2 separate regions of the Homo sapiens genome follow, and region 1 is linked to region 2. A link is a contact called in ENCODE Hi-C or POLR2A ChIA-PET data. All regions are on one chromosome and are shown on one strand. Each heading gives the region's core, a stretch centred on a gene start or an enhancer-like site at or near the end of the contact. The rest is flanking DNA. Distances are from core to core; before and after follow the strand shown.

Region 1 (7,340 bases), core at 2,463-4,962, 72 kb before region 2:
ACCTGTAAGGCAGAGGTTGCAGTGAGCCGAGATCGCACCACTGCCCTCCAGCCTGGGTGACAGAGAGAGACTCTGGAAAAAAAAAAAAAGAGGGATGGAAAGTCTATGGGTTATGCTGCCTCTAGGCTGACACTTACATCATCCCTAAATCAGCCACCTTTCAGTAATCTCAGTATCATCTCCTAGGGCCCTACATATGCTTTGCCCCAGAAATGCATATAAAACCTGTAAGTGTTCAGCAGGCTAACTGGCAAGCTATAGCTCTGGCAGGCTTACTTGCTGTGGATCTTTCTAATAGAGTAAGCATAGGGGAGGGAGGGCATCCAGGCACTTTCTGCTGACCCCTCCCCAATTTCAACTCTGCTCCTTCCAACCACACCATTGGCAGAGAAAGGTCATCTTCCCTCAGACCTGCTTGCTCCCTCTCCTAAGAGTGTTAACCTATTCCATCTACATCCTCCTTGCTTTCTGTTGTGTGTTTTAAGTAGGTTCAATCATCTCCACTTTGAGCAATATACATTTCATCTGTGAACCCTTCTGTTCCCTGACCTCTGAGAACTCTTTCCTGATAGTGAAATTGGAGGCTGCCTTTCCCCACAATACAGCCTGATTTGGGGGATAGCCAAAGCAGCCTTCAATCTATTTGATGTTTTTATTGTTTTTGGTTTGTTTGTTTGTTTTTTGTTAGTTTTAGGCAGTGTCTTGCCCTGTTGCCCAGGATAGAATGCAGTGGCATGACCTCAGCTCACTACAGCCTTGACCTCCCAGGCTCAAATGATCCTCCCACTTTAGGCTCCCAAAGTGCTGGGATTACAGGCATGAGCTACTTCATCCAGCCCATTTGATGTTTTCAAATGCATATGAGGTGCAAGTAAAGTTATATTCCTGACTTTCCAAACCAAGTAAGTGTTAGTTTTCATTCAAGCCCCTTTGTCACATCCCATGCCAGGCAGCATGAGTTCTTATGATGTGAGCAGGGGATAAACCAAAATTTTGTCAGGGGTGGGATAGGATTTAGAGGGAGAGGCACATCCCTCCTTGATTCCTATCCATTCATTGATTCAGTAAACACTTAACAAACCCCACCTTTTTCCTAATTGTGGTCGGGTTAGAGTGTTAAATAAGGTCAAATCCCACCCTCAGGAGGCAAGCTTTCTCAAGGAGGCCCCAGATGCATGGCCCTTACACAAACAGGAGAATGAAGTGCAAGAGAGGCATTATAAAGGGCCATGGGAAAGAGAGGTGTATGTGGATGCATGTGCTCTGGGGTGTGTGTGTGTGTGTGTGTGTGTGTGTGTGTGTGTGTGTAACAAAAAGCAGACCTCACAGAGGAAGTGTCATTTTAGAAGTCTTGAAGGAGGAGGCCGGGCATGATGGCTCATGCCTGTAATCCCAGCACTTTGGGAGGCTGAGACAGGTGGATACCCTGAGGTAAGGAGTTCAAAACCAGCCTGACCAACATGGTGAAACCCCACCTCCTCTAAAAATACAAAATTAGCCCGGCATGGTGGTGCATGCCTGTAATCTCAGCTACTCAGGAGGCTGAGGCATGAGAATCACTTGAGCCCGGGAGGCGGAGGTTGCAGTGAGCTGAGATCACGCCGTTGCATTCCAGTCTGGGCAACAAGAGTGGAACTCCATCTCAAAAAACAAAAAAAAGTCTTGAAGTAGGAATAGGAGTTTTCCTGAGGGACAAAAAACCACACTTTGGTCATTCAGAAGGAGGGATGATTATAAGCAAAGACCCAGGCACATGGAAGAATATGAGTGTGAGCTGGGAGCAGTGGCACATGCCTGTAGTCTCAGCTATTCAGGAGGCTGAGGCAGGAAGATGGCTTGAGTCTAGGAGTTCAAGGCTGCAGTGAGCCATGATCTTGACACAGCACTCCAGGCTGGGTAACAGAGCAAGACCCTGTCTCTTAAATAAATAAATAAAAGAGGCTGGGCGCGGTGGCTCACACCTGTAATCCCAGCACTTTGGGAGGCCGAGGTGGGCGGATCACAAGGTCAGGAGATCGAGACCATCCTGGCTAACACGGTGAAACCCCGTCTCTACTAAAAATACAAAAATTAGCCGGGCGTGGTGGCGGGCGCCTGTAGTCCCAGCTACTTGGGAGGCTGAGGCAGGAGAATGGCGTGAACCCGGGAGGCGGAGCTTGCAGTGAGCCGAGATTGCACCACTGCACTCCAGCCTGGGAGACAGAGCAAGACTCCATCTCAAAAAAATTAAAAAATAATTAAATAAATAAAAGAATCTGAGTGTGGACCATGGAGGAGCTAGGTATGAATGGAGCATGGGTGTAGAAAGGGAGGGGCAGGTGACCACACTGGAAAGGTGAGCCAAATTGAGTCCTAGGATGAAAAGCCCATAGGACTCATATTAAGCTGTCCTTCTTGTTGCTCAAAATCAATAAATAATATTTTAAAACTTGCAGTCACTCTCATCACTCTCGATTAATCCTTCCCCTTACATCCATTCCGATAGCAAGTTCTGTTTGCTCTACCTTCAAACAATATCCTGCAAGACCCGCCTTAATCCAGGTGATGGTCCCCTCTCCACTGAGTTGCTACAATAGCCTCTGAACAGCTCACCTCACTTCTGTCGTTACCTGCCCCTCCCCAGCAGTCAACTCAACCCAACCCAGTAGCCTGGGTGATTTTTTTTTTTTTTTGAGACAGGGTCTTGCTGGGTCTCCCAGGCTGGAGTGCAGTGGTGTGATCTTATCTCACTGCAATCTCCACCTCCTGGGTTCAAGCGATTCTTGTGCCTCAGCAGCTGGGACTACAGGTGCACACTACCAAGCCTGGCTAATTTTTGTATTTTTAGTAGAGACAGGGTTTCACCATGTTGGCCAGGCTGGATTTGAACTCCTGACTTCAGGTGATCCACCCGCCTCGGCCTCCCAAAGTGCTGGGATAACAGGCATGAGCCACTGCACCCGGCCTCGTCACCATATTTATGTCTCAGAAAGATCCCTCTCAAGGAGGCTGAGCTGAAGCAGGGGACAAGAGGTGATAAAGGCCCTGCCACAGAGAAAGGCTAGATTCCAGAGACATTTACAAACCAACAGAGATCAAAGGTGTTTTACAGACTGACTACTGAGATTAGAGTTAGTAATAAAGAGTACATTCACTTTAACCCAGCACATATTTGCTGCATATTTGCTAAGGGCAAGGGATCATGGGAAAAAGGGATAAAAGGACAGACCATGTCCCAAGCGGGGTGTTAGGTCAGGTGAGTAGGGAGCTGGAGAGAAGTTTGGTGCATGTGCTGGGAGAATGGGGGGCAGAAAACGCTCAATTTCCAACATGGGGGAAATTCAACAAGACGCCATAGGCTAGGGCGTATCTAAGTTAGGTACTGGAAGAATTTCAAAGGCAAAGACTGGAAAGAACAGTGTGTGGCAGGACAGATTTTGAATTTCAACCTCTCTACCATCTCTCGCAGAACTTTCAATGGAGTTGCTAGTGATTTGAGAAATAATTATTTCCATACCCCATAAAACAAAATAAAATTTTAAAAAGAGGACAAGGTACACAGAAAAGCAGCAAGGAAGAATTAGGATCATTCACCACCAGAATAATTTGGTCCAGAACAAGTGAACCATGTCAATAAGATTTTAAGAAAACACAGCAAAATCACTTCCTTGTTCAGATGCGTCACAAAGGGAAGAACAACAAAAATCCTCCAAGTGAATAACTCTGCTGACTCCCGGACTTTGACCTGGGAGAACAATTTTCTGCCAGGGTGATATTGTTTTATAGCAAGTTGAGATCCTTGGTAAGCAGGATTCCTACATAAAAGCTGACAGTCATACCGGCTTGAGGAACTTGCCTACATTTTTAATAAAACTGTCAGATTAAGCCATGCCTGGCTGCAGTCTATTATTAATACACATTCTTAACTGTCAATTAGTTAACTGGCTAGTAAAAGGAACCTGGCTTACAAGATTGTTGCTAATGAATATAATGCTTTGTTCTCCAGCAAAACATATGCTTAGGTTGTGTAATTAGAAGAAGGGCCCCCTCCCTCCTTCCCCATAGGGAGATCATGTGCAGCTGAATAAAGGCGCTTATTATACCTGTGAGGGGTCAAAGTCTGTGGATCTGTGGCTTATGGTATTATGACAGATTACAAAATCACTCTATTATGCTAGTCAATCTGTTTGCAAGCACCTAGTAGGGAGCTAGCTGGGCACTAGACGCTCCAAAACAAGATTCCCATTGGTTTTCTTCCTAAGGTCTCATGACGGGTCAGCTGTTGTTGACATCACCCCGCTGCTCACATGTCAGTCAGAGCCTTTCTGTCTGACTTCTGCCTCTGTCACTGCCAAGCTGTCCTCTGCGAGTCAGCCCTTGCCTCGGGCCACAACCATCTCCCAAGAACAGCTCAGATGAATTTGAAATCCACAGGCTTTTGTGCTAGTGAAAAGGAAACGGAAGCGGGACACTTAAACCCTGTATGTCTTTTGTTTCTGACTCTCCTTACCTCCTGTCCTTCCCCTCTCCCCCTCTTTTTCTCTTCGACTGTTTCCCTGGTTTCTCATCCCTCTCCTTCCCACTATGGTCATATGCCTTCTTTGAAAACATATTTATTTTATTTTATTTATTTATTTTGAGATGGAGTCTCGCTCTGTCACCCAGGCTGGAGTGCAGTGGCACGATCTCAGCCCACTGCAACCTCCGCCTCCCGGATTCAAGCAATTCCTCTGCCTCAGCCTCCTGAGTAGCTGGGATTACAGGCACCCACCACCAAATCTAGCCAATTTTTGTATTTTTAGTAGAGACGGGGTTTCACCATGTTGGCAAGGCTGGTCTCGAACTCCTGACCTCAAGTGATCCACCTGCCTCGGCCTCCCAAAGTGCCAGGATTACAGGCGTGAACCACTGCGCCCAGCCTAAAACATATTTAGAGGAGAGCACAGCTAATAGACCTGTCTCCTCCAAAAGCCTTTGTTTTGAAGTCAATGGTCACATGCACCTACAAAACCATTTCAAATTCAAGAGGTCGAAAGATATTTGCCTAATACTCCAAAAAAGTGGCTTTACGGAACCTTAATTTTATTACCTCAGCAGACAAATAATTATTTTCCAAAGTTTTTCTACCTTAACTCTTCTACATTTCCGGCAGTCTTCTGCCATTGGCTGGATTGTCTGTGTGGGAAGGGACAGGGACAGGGGGTGATAGTCTACATTCCTGCCACCCCCAGCCTCCCTACCTAGTTTCTGCAACTGACTAAACAGCCCAGAGTTTACAAAGCGGAAATTCACTGGGGAATGTGACATGTCAAATCATAATGTTTATAAGACTTAATGAGTAGGAATAAAACCACAATTTTCCAAGTAGTGATATCTGGAAGAAAAATCATGGAAACCATATCCACAGGGGCTTCAAGCAGAGCTGCTTCCCTGAGGCAGAGGAAGAGTCTGGCGCCACGGGAAAACCAATGTTCACTGCTGCCCATGTATTGTGGAGTCACATCGCTTGGAAGACACAGCCACTTTTCTTTTTTTTTCCCAGTGGAAAATAACTTTTATTGAGACCACACCAGCTGCGAAATCTGTTCCTGGCATTAAGCTCCTTCTTCCTTTGCAATTCCGTCTTTCTTGAGTGGTCCCATGAATGCTTTCTTCTGCTCCATGGTCTGGAAGCAGCCATGGCCAAACTTGGAGGTGGTGTCAATGAACTTAAGGTCAATCTTCTCCAGAGCCTGCCGTTTCATCTGCACCAGCAAGGACTCGTGGAGGGTGAGCACCCGCTTCTTGGTTCCCACCACACAGCCTTTCAGCATGACAAGGTCATTGGTCACTTCACCATAGTGGACAAAGCCACCCAGAGGATTGGTGCTCTTGTCAGACAGGTCAGAGTCAGTGGAGGCATTGTTCTTGATCAGCTTGCCATCCTTGATAAGGTAGCCCTGGCCAATCTTATAGATCTTCTTGTTGATCTCAGTGCGGTGACGGTAGCCTTTCTCCCCAGCACGTGCCACAGAGAAGGCCACACGAGCAGGATGCCATGCCCCAATACAGGCCACCTTGCACAGGCCTCGGTGGGTCTTGCAGGGCAGCTTCTTGGTGTGCCAACGACTGGTGACCCCTTTGTAGCCTTTGCCCTTGGTCACCCCAATGACGTCGATCATCTCATCCTGCCCAAACACTTGGTTCACATTTACCTGCTGCTCGAGCCTCTCGCAGACCCAGTCCAGCTTCTCAGCCACGGTGCCTCCGTTCACCTGGATCTCCATCAGGTGGGCCTTCTTCTGGCGCAGAGGAAGCAGGCGCATCTGGGTGTGGGCAATGACGCGGATGACGTGGCAGTATTTCTTCATGCTGCTGAAGTCCTTCTCCAGCTGCTTCTTGACATCCTCATCCTGCCATTTCTTGCAGTACTTCGTAAAGGCCTTCTTTTTAGATTTATGCCAGTTCTTATAGAAACGCCTCTTGCATTCATTACTGATGTGCTCAGCGAAGACAGTCTTGAAGGTCCGGAGGCCTCAAGGGGTTTCCACATAGCCCACAATGCCCACAACCACCATGGGTGGCGTCTCCACAATGGTCACAGCCTCCACCACCTGCTTCTTGTTCACCTTGGATGCTGGGCTGTCGACTTCCCTCATGATGTGGGTCATGCCAGCTTTGTATCCCAGGAAGGCTGTGAGGTGGACCGGCTTGGACGGATCATCCTTAGGGAAGCTCTTCACCTTCCCACGATGCCTGCTGCTGCGCTTCTGAGGCAGGAAGCCGAGGGACCCATGTCTGGGAGCAGAAAACTTTCTGTGAGACATCACGCAGTCAAATCCCGCCGGTAGAGCACAGCCACTTTTCATCAATGATTTTTTTTTTTTTTTTTGAGATGGAGTCTCACTCTGTAGCCCAGGCTGGAGTGCAGTGGTGCAATCTCGGTTCACTGCAAGCTTTGCCTCCCAGGTTCACGCCATTCTCCTGCCTCAGCCTCCCGAGTAGCTGGGACTACAGGCGCCCGCCACTGCCAGGATGGTCTTGATCTCCTGACTTCGTGATCCGCCCACCTTGGCCTCCCAAAGTGCTGGGATTACAGGTGTGAGCCACCGCACCTGGCCACATCAATGAATATTTTGTAGGTGACCATTAAGGACTGAAAATATCTATGGTAAGGCAAGAGATGACAGAAACCTGGACAGACCTGGAGGAGAAATGGTGTCACCCAAAAGGGCTCTGTAGTTATAAACGAGGAAGCAGCAGCTGAGTTCATCAAGGGTCTGTGTCAGTCACATCTGTATTTAATGGTTTAGTGTTATTTTTTCCCATATATATTAGTCCATTCTCACACTGCTGTTGTCAGAGGTGTTCTAACCAGAGCG
Region 2 (7,204 bases), core at 3,006-5,505:
TTACCCTTCTTTTCCTTCTTATCCTTTTACCAGCCCAATATTCAAGAATAGTAGGTGCTTGCTAAAAACTGATTTCAATAAAAGACTGAGTCTGAGTCAAACAAAATACATTACACTGGATAGGCTGGGCGTGGTGGCTCACGCCTGTAATCCCAGCACTCTGGGAGGCCGAGCCGGGTGGACCACCTGAGGTCAGGAGTTTGAGACCAGCCTGGCCAACATAGTGAAACCCTGTCTCTACTAAAAATACAAAAATTAGCCAGGCGTGGTGGTGGGCGCCTGTAATCCCAGCTACTTGGGAGGCTGAGGCAGGAGAATCGCTTGAACCTGGGAGGCGAAGGTTGCAGTGAGCCGAGATCCCGCCATTGCACTCCAGCCTGGGTAACAAGAGGGAAACTCCGTCTCAAAAAAAAAAAAAAAGGGCTGGGTGTGGTGGCTCACACCTGTAATCCCAGCACTTTGGGAGGTCGAGGTGTGCAGATCACGAGGTCAGGAGATTGAGACCATCCTGGCTAACACGGTGAAACCCCGTCTTTACTAAAAATATAAAAAATCAGCCGGGCGTGGTGGCGGGCGCCTGTAGTCCCAGCTGCTTGGGAGGCTAAGGCAGGAGAATGGCATGAACCTGGGAGGTGGAGCTTGCAGTGAGCTGAGATTATGCCACTGCACTCCAGCCTGGGCAACAGAGCAAGACTCTGTCTCAAAAAAAAAAGAAAAAGAAAAGAAAATATACTACACTGGATAAATAAACCTCCCCAAGAGACAACTAATTCCTTCAAGTTCACTCATGACACATTTTTCCATAGGTTTTTGTTTTGTTTTGTTTTGGTTTTTTTTTGCAACGGAGTCTTACTCTGTCCCCCAGGTTGGAGAGTGGTGGCACTATCTTGGCTCACTGCAACCTCCACCTCCCGGGTTCAAGCAATTCTCCTGCCTCAGCCTCCTGAGTAGCTGCGCACCACCACACCCGGCTAATTTTTTTTTTTTTTTTTTTTTTTTGTATTTTTAGTAGAGGCAGGGTTTCACCATGTTGGCCAGGCTGGTCTCGAACTCCTGGCCTCAGGTGATCTGCCTGCCTTGGCCTCCCAAAGTGCTGGGATTACAGACACGAGCCACCACACCTGGCCTCATAAGTTCATTATTATACATGATGGTTCAACTCCCAAACCAGTCCATATAGCCTTTTAAATCTATAAAGTACCTCAGAACTGTAGATGTCACACTTTTGAGCTAATGAATCATATCCAGCTCTACTGGGGAAATAAGGCGAGCCGAGACCAAGGCCTAGGATGAGTTGGAGAGAAAATACAAAAAAAGTTTCCCTGCCTCTTTTCACCTGTTTATCCACTTCCTTTCACATCAGGGTGAGTTGAGCTGGGTACCCAGGTTGCTGGTAGAATCTGAGGGAAAGGAAGGGGGTTTCTACAACTCCCCCACTGGGAAGCCTCCTTTGGGTAGTGGGGAATTCATATGGAAATTCACATGCAGATTGGGTGATGCCCATAATACTGCACCCTAGAGTTTGAGGTGCTATTTTTAGCCTCTCTTTAATTCCACAGTACCTACACACATGAGAAAAGCATTTGCTGCCTTCAAAGACCCAAACTTTGCATCATGATCCCTGGCCATTCTGCCCACAATAGCCCTTGTTCTTTAGAGTAAATGGAACCCTAAAACAACTCATCTTAACCACTCAACACTGAATATGATGCTATATCGTATCCTGCTGTAGTTGACAGGGACATGTCTTGGGTACTTTATTTTAAAGTGATAGTAAGATATATATTCCTTGCTATACCCAATGGAAGTGTGCCTGGAAAATACCGCATGTAAGCCTGAATTTATTTACCTCGAAAATATGTCCTTGGCCAGGTGTGGTGGCTCACACCTGTAATCCCAAATCTTTGGGAGGCTGAGGTGGGTGGATTACTTGAGGCCAGGAGTTCGAGAACAGCCTGGTCAACATGGTGAAACCTGTCTCTACTAAAAATACAATAATTAGTTAGGTGTGGCAGTGCACATCTGTAGTTCCAGCTACTCAGGAAGCTGAGGCAGGAGAATCACTTGAACCCAGGAGGCGGAGATTGCAGTGAGCCGAGATGACACCACTGAACTCCATCCAGCCTGGGCAACAGAGCAAGACCTTGTCTCAGAAAAAAAAGAAAAAAGAAAAAAAAAAAAACATGCTCTTTACAGAGAGATTGACCACAGAATTTATTTAATGCAAATAAATTCCCCAGTTATGTAAAATGACAGATTTTTATTTTATTTTTATTTATTTATTTATTGTGAGATGGAGTCTCACTCTGTTGCCCAGGAAGGAGTGCAGTAGTGCAATCTTGGCTCACCCCAACCTTGGCCTTCCAGGCTCAAGTGATTCTTCTGCCTCAGCTTCCCGAGTAGCTGGAACTACAGACGTGTACCGCAATTCTTCTGCCTCAGCTTCCAGAGCAGCTGGGACTACAGGCACGTGCCACCACGCCCGGATAATTTTTGTATTTTTAGTAGAGACGGGGGTTTCACCATGTTGGCCACGCTAGTCTCCAACTCCTGACCTCAGGTGATCCCCCTGCCTCAGCCTCCCAAAGTGCTGGGATTACAGGCATGAGCCACCGCACACAGCCATGACAGATTTATTTTAAATAACAGGCTGACTTAAAGCAGGATCCAACTAGGTACAAATTTATATTTAGTGCAACTATAAACAAGTTTAGACAAGTTTAAATTTATGGAATAATTCCAACCACATTTTCATGAGACTACTTGCTGTCCCCGTAATACAAGAGGAACTTTCTCATTCTCCAATCCCAATGTTATTCCTCATGTTTTTCCTTTACCAAGCATATCCGGCCCACACCTCGTGACTCCCACCAACCCTGACACTCTAATCTTTTCCTAGTCTAAACTTTATAAAGTACTTAGGAGCAGGAATTGTCTGTTTTTCTTTTTAAAATTAAGTGCCTCACAGCAGCTACCACACACCTAGAGAACCCTTAAGGTATGAAGAATGAAGAGCAGTCTTACAATTTCTTAAAAATTTACCTCCCATTTACTTAGAGGTATTACTATGTGTTGTTTTCTAAAACCTCCTTTTATCCCCATTTTACAGATTAGTAAACAGGCACAGAGAATGTAAGTAACTTGCCCATAGTATACCGCTAATAAGCAGAGTGGAACTGGAGTCCTGGCCGCTAGCTAGCTCCAGACTGTTCACATCACTAAGATGAAGTCACAGGCAATATCTCTTTTAATTCTTCCAACAGCCGCATTAGGCAGATGTTCTTTCCACTTTATAGAGGAGGAAACTAAGGTTCTGAGAAGATAATTAATCCAAGGTTACATAGTTAGAAGTTGGTGGACATGAACATTTCTGGCTACAAAGCTCAAATTTCTAACCACTACCAGTGTCTCCACCCCACTTGTTTCAGAAAAGGATCCTTCCTGGCAACTCCAGGTGAAGATGAGAAGAAGCCGTGGTGGAGTGGGTGGAGGAAGAGCAAGAGGGTTGGGGAATCAGGACCCCCAAGAAAACCAATCACACCTATATGAACCAAAGATGTCCAACAGCATTCTTGGAAGCAAAAACCCAAATCCCAAGCCCCATAATGCCACCCCCTTTTTCTGATGACCCAACTCTACAGACTCAGTCCAACCCCTTTTTCTTACTGTTGGGGAAACTGAGGCCCCCAGCGCTGACCATCATTACACCCTCCTCCTTTCCCAACTCTCCTGAGCCACAGTCCCGGACGTGGTCCTGTACCCACCCCCGCGGCTCGGCTGATGTTGTCCATCTTGCTGACGACCTGTTGGAAGAGGGGGTAGCAGGTCTGACAGAGGCGCACGGGCCGGGCGCTGCGCACCAGACACCCTGTCAGCTCTGCGCTGCTGTTGGCGAAGTCCAGCAGGAGCTCCCGGCACTCAGGATCCAGATCCGGCAGGTCCGGGGGCAGCGACAGAGGCCCCAGCCCTCCACCCTGCAGGAGGGACAGGGACAAGTCCTCCACCTCCAGCAACTGCTGCTCCGACAGGAGGTCGTGGAAGACCCTGTGCGGACTGCTGCCGAAGGGGAGCGCGCCCAGGGCCAGCCCCGACCACAGCAGCAGCCCCAGCGGCAGCCACGGCGGCAACGAACACCTCCGCTGCGCGGCTGTCGGGCCCGGCTCCATCACCGGGCTCACACACCCCAGGGAGCCCACCGCCGCCTCTCCGCCCCCAGCCGGCACCGCGGACAGCCGCCGCTTCCGGTTTCCGCGAGCGCAGGCCGAGAGCCGGGTCACGAGGAGGGCGCGTCACGGCCCCGCCCCCTGCGCGCGGCGCCCCGCCCCATTGGCTGCCGGCTGCCTCCGGGCCGCAGGCCTTCGCGCGTGCGGGAGGGCGCCTACCCTGCGGCCGCGCGCTCTCCAGCCGGCGTTAGGCGCGGGGCGGGGCGGAGTGGTGCATTGGGGTATCCGTAGCCGAGGCTCGCCAGCCGGTGACCACGAGCACCCACCGCTTTGGACAATTGCATCTCGGGGGTCCTGACCCTTGAACGCCCAACCCTCTGGGAGTTCCGGGCGTCCTACAAGTTTCTTACCTCGCTGGACCGACGACGGCCTCCGCTGTGGAAATGGCCGTCGGCTGCGTTCGCAGAGAAACCCCGCTGGCCTGTGCCTCGGCAGATTTTCTGCATGGTGTTCCTTAGCGTAGTTTTTTCCTCATCCCATTTGGAGAGAGTAATAATGCCCGTTGGTTATTATAGGTGGTGGAGACTAGCGGTTTCCAAGCTTTTTGTTTTTGTTTTTAAAAAAACTCTCAACTGTCTGCCTCAGCGTTGTCAGAACTCTGTGAGATGAGGGAAATATTCTACATCTGCGTTATTAAGGCAGCCACTGGCCACATGTGTGGTGTTGAGCCGGCTGAGGAACTGAATTTTTAATTTAATTTAGGGCCGGCGCGGTGGCTCACGCCTGTAATCCCAGCACTTTGGGAGGCCGAGGCAGGCAGATCGCTTGAAGCCAGGAGTTGGAGACCAGCCTCGCCAACATGGCGAAACCCCGTATCTACTAAAAATACAAAAATTAGCCGCTGGGCGTGGTGGCGCAAGCCTGTAGTCCTAGGTTGAGCGGGGAGGATGGCTTGAGCCAGGAGGTCGAGGCTGCAGTGAGCCGAGATCGCGCCACTGTACCCCAGCCTGCACGACAAAGTGAGACTCCATCTCAAAAGTAAAAAGTATTTAACTTAAATGTAAGTAGCCACATCTGTGTAGTGGCAACTGTACTTGACGTAAGTCTGGTCCTACAGTGGCCAACAAGCAGGTTTGCTTGGAACTGAAGGGGTACCAGGGACGCAGCGCGTTCAGTGCTAAAGCCCAGGAAATCCTGGACAAACTGCTCAACTTGAAACTCCTATCCAGTTTCTGACATGCCCGAGGCAATAGCAGGGGACACTCTAAAAAGCGTCCTGATACCGTTGCCAGTCTGTAAAAAGAATTTAAGCTCATAACCTGGAAAACAGTTTTCTGACAAGTATCTGACCAACCAGGTTGGTAGAAAATTATTTCCGGGCTTTGTGTCATCCTGCTTTTCAGGGTTGTAATTTTTGCCTTGTAAATTGCAGAGCTGTTGCACTAAAGTCTACTTAGCTTAGGGTCCTAATTTATGTTTCTGAGGGTTCTTCAAAAACTTTTTTGTTGTTGTTGTGTATTTTGTTTGGTTTGGTTTTGAGACATAGTCTCGCTAGACTGCCCAGGATGGCCTCGAACTCCTAGGTTCAAGGGATCCTCCTGCCTCGGCCTGCCAAACAATTGGACTACAGGCACAGGCTGCTGTGCCCAGCCTGGGGGTTCTTATAGTTACTTTTTACCCCGTCTGTTTGGTTATTGTTTTATGTTCCTAAATTTGCTTGGGATAGCTAAATTTTGTTTCATTTTTGTTACTAAGAAACTGAATAGTAGGAAATTTGATTTGTGTAACAATAAACGTATTTCCAAAAGAGAAAATAAGTTGTCTTAAGTTTTGCAAAAGTCATCATGTAACTCTTAGGTCTTTCTATGTATTAGAATTATCTTTCTTTTAAATTCTTTCAAGCACCATCCTGTGTTGCAGGTGGATGTGTAAATTGTTAACTTCTATGGAAATCAATGTGCAGAACCAACAACCTTGCAAATGCACAAGCTCTTTGATGCAGCAAGTTCACAACCTTGTCATAGACACTTATTCATTACAATATTGTTTGTAGTGGTAAAAGGATGGCTTCAAAAAGCATGTTAAGGGGCCGGGCACGGTGACTCATGCCTGTAATCCCAGCACTTTGGGAGGCCGAGGCGGGCGGATCACCTGAAGTCAGGAGTTCGACACCAGCCTGGCCAACATGGTGAAACCCCGTCTCTACTAAAAATACAAAAATTAGCCGGGCATGGTGATGCATGCCTATAATCCCAGCTACTCAGGAGACTGAGGCAGGAGAATCTCTTGAACCTGGGAGGCAGAGGTTGCAGTAAGCCAGGATCACACCACTGTGCTCCTGCTCAAAAAAAAAAAAAAAAACTTAAGGAAATTACAGACACTTTCCCTCTTCCTTTCCTTTCCATTCCCGGAACAATTCAATCTTAAAGGTCAAGTAGAGCAAGATAGGCATCGGTGCTTGGTAGGAATGGGGTGTCAGAGGCCCAGAGAGAGGTGTCAGAGCATAGGTAAGCTGAAGAGGACAGTGGTGTGAGGGAGGGTGGCAGCATCAGCCTGATGCAGAGTATTGGGTTCTCAGTGGATAAGAAGGGTCTCCATGCAGAGGATTGGGCAGCAGTGACTGGGAGGTTGCTTACATTCAGAAGGATTGATGGAATCAGTAAATATATTAAGAATAATTGGAGTTCAGTTTCAGACTGTCAGAGAAGAAAGTTACAAATATGAAAAGAGAGAAATGAACTCTAATGTTGGATTAAAATTAGAAATAGTGCAAATTCATAGCTTAAAATACATAGTCATCCCTTGATACCAGCAGGGGAATGGTTTCAGGACCCCCCACAGATGCCAAAATCTTCAGATCCTCAAGTCCCTTACATAAAACACCATAGTATTTGCATATAACCTAACACATTTCCTTCCGTATACTCTTTTTCTTTTTTCTTACATGCTATTAAAGCATCCTCTTTATACTTTTAAATCATATCTAGATTACTTATAGTACCTAATACAATATACATGCTATGTAAATAGTGGTTATACTA

The links. A loop is a pair of places that touch in the nucleus more often than their neighbours do. ChIA-PET counts read pairs that join two places held with the same protein, here RNA polymerase II (POLR2A).
Region 1: a map of Caco-2 shows a loop between it and region 2 (14-fold over the local background). The contact joins the enhancer-like site here to the promoter of OSTM1 in region 2. A Hi-C loop is called at or near these places in 1 of 168 maps with a recorded cell type or tissue (Caco-2). POLR2A ChIA-PET finds 5 or more read pairs at or near these places in 3 of 52 experiments (IMR-90, K562 and activated CD4-positive, alpha-beta T cell).

The regions. Positions count from the first base shown.
Region 1 is chr6:107,998,784-108,006,123 of GRCh38, forward strand. It overlaps the pseudogene RPL3P7. Among named protein-coding and RNA genes, the nearest start is that of SEC63, 44 kb to the left of the region's middle. RefSeq lists an enhancer at 4,125-4,634. Within about 2 kb of position 3,713, at least 7 of the 41 ENCODE cell types and tissues checked have a DNase peak (open chromatin) inside an H3K27ac peak, as active enhancers do.
Region 2 is chr6:108,070,486-108,077,689 of GRCh38, forward strand. It overlaps OSTM1 (osteoclastogenesis associated transmembrane protein 1), which reads right to left and starts at 4,256. Exons shown (of 6, transcript NM_014028.4): 1 at 3,765-4,256. The coding sequence starts at 4,166. RefSeq lists a silencer at 4,027-4,466.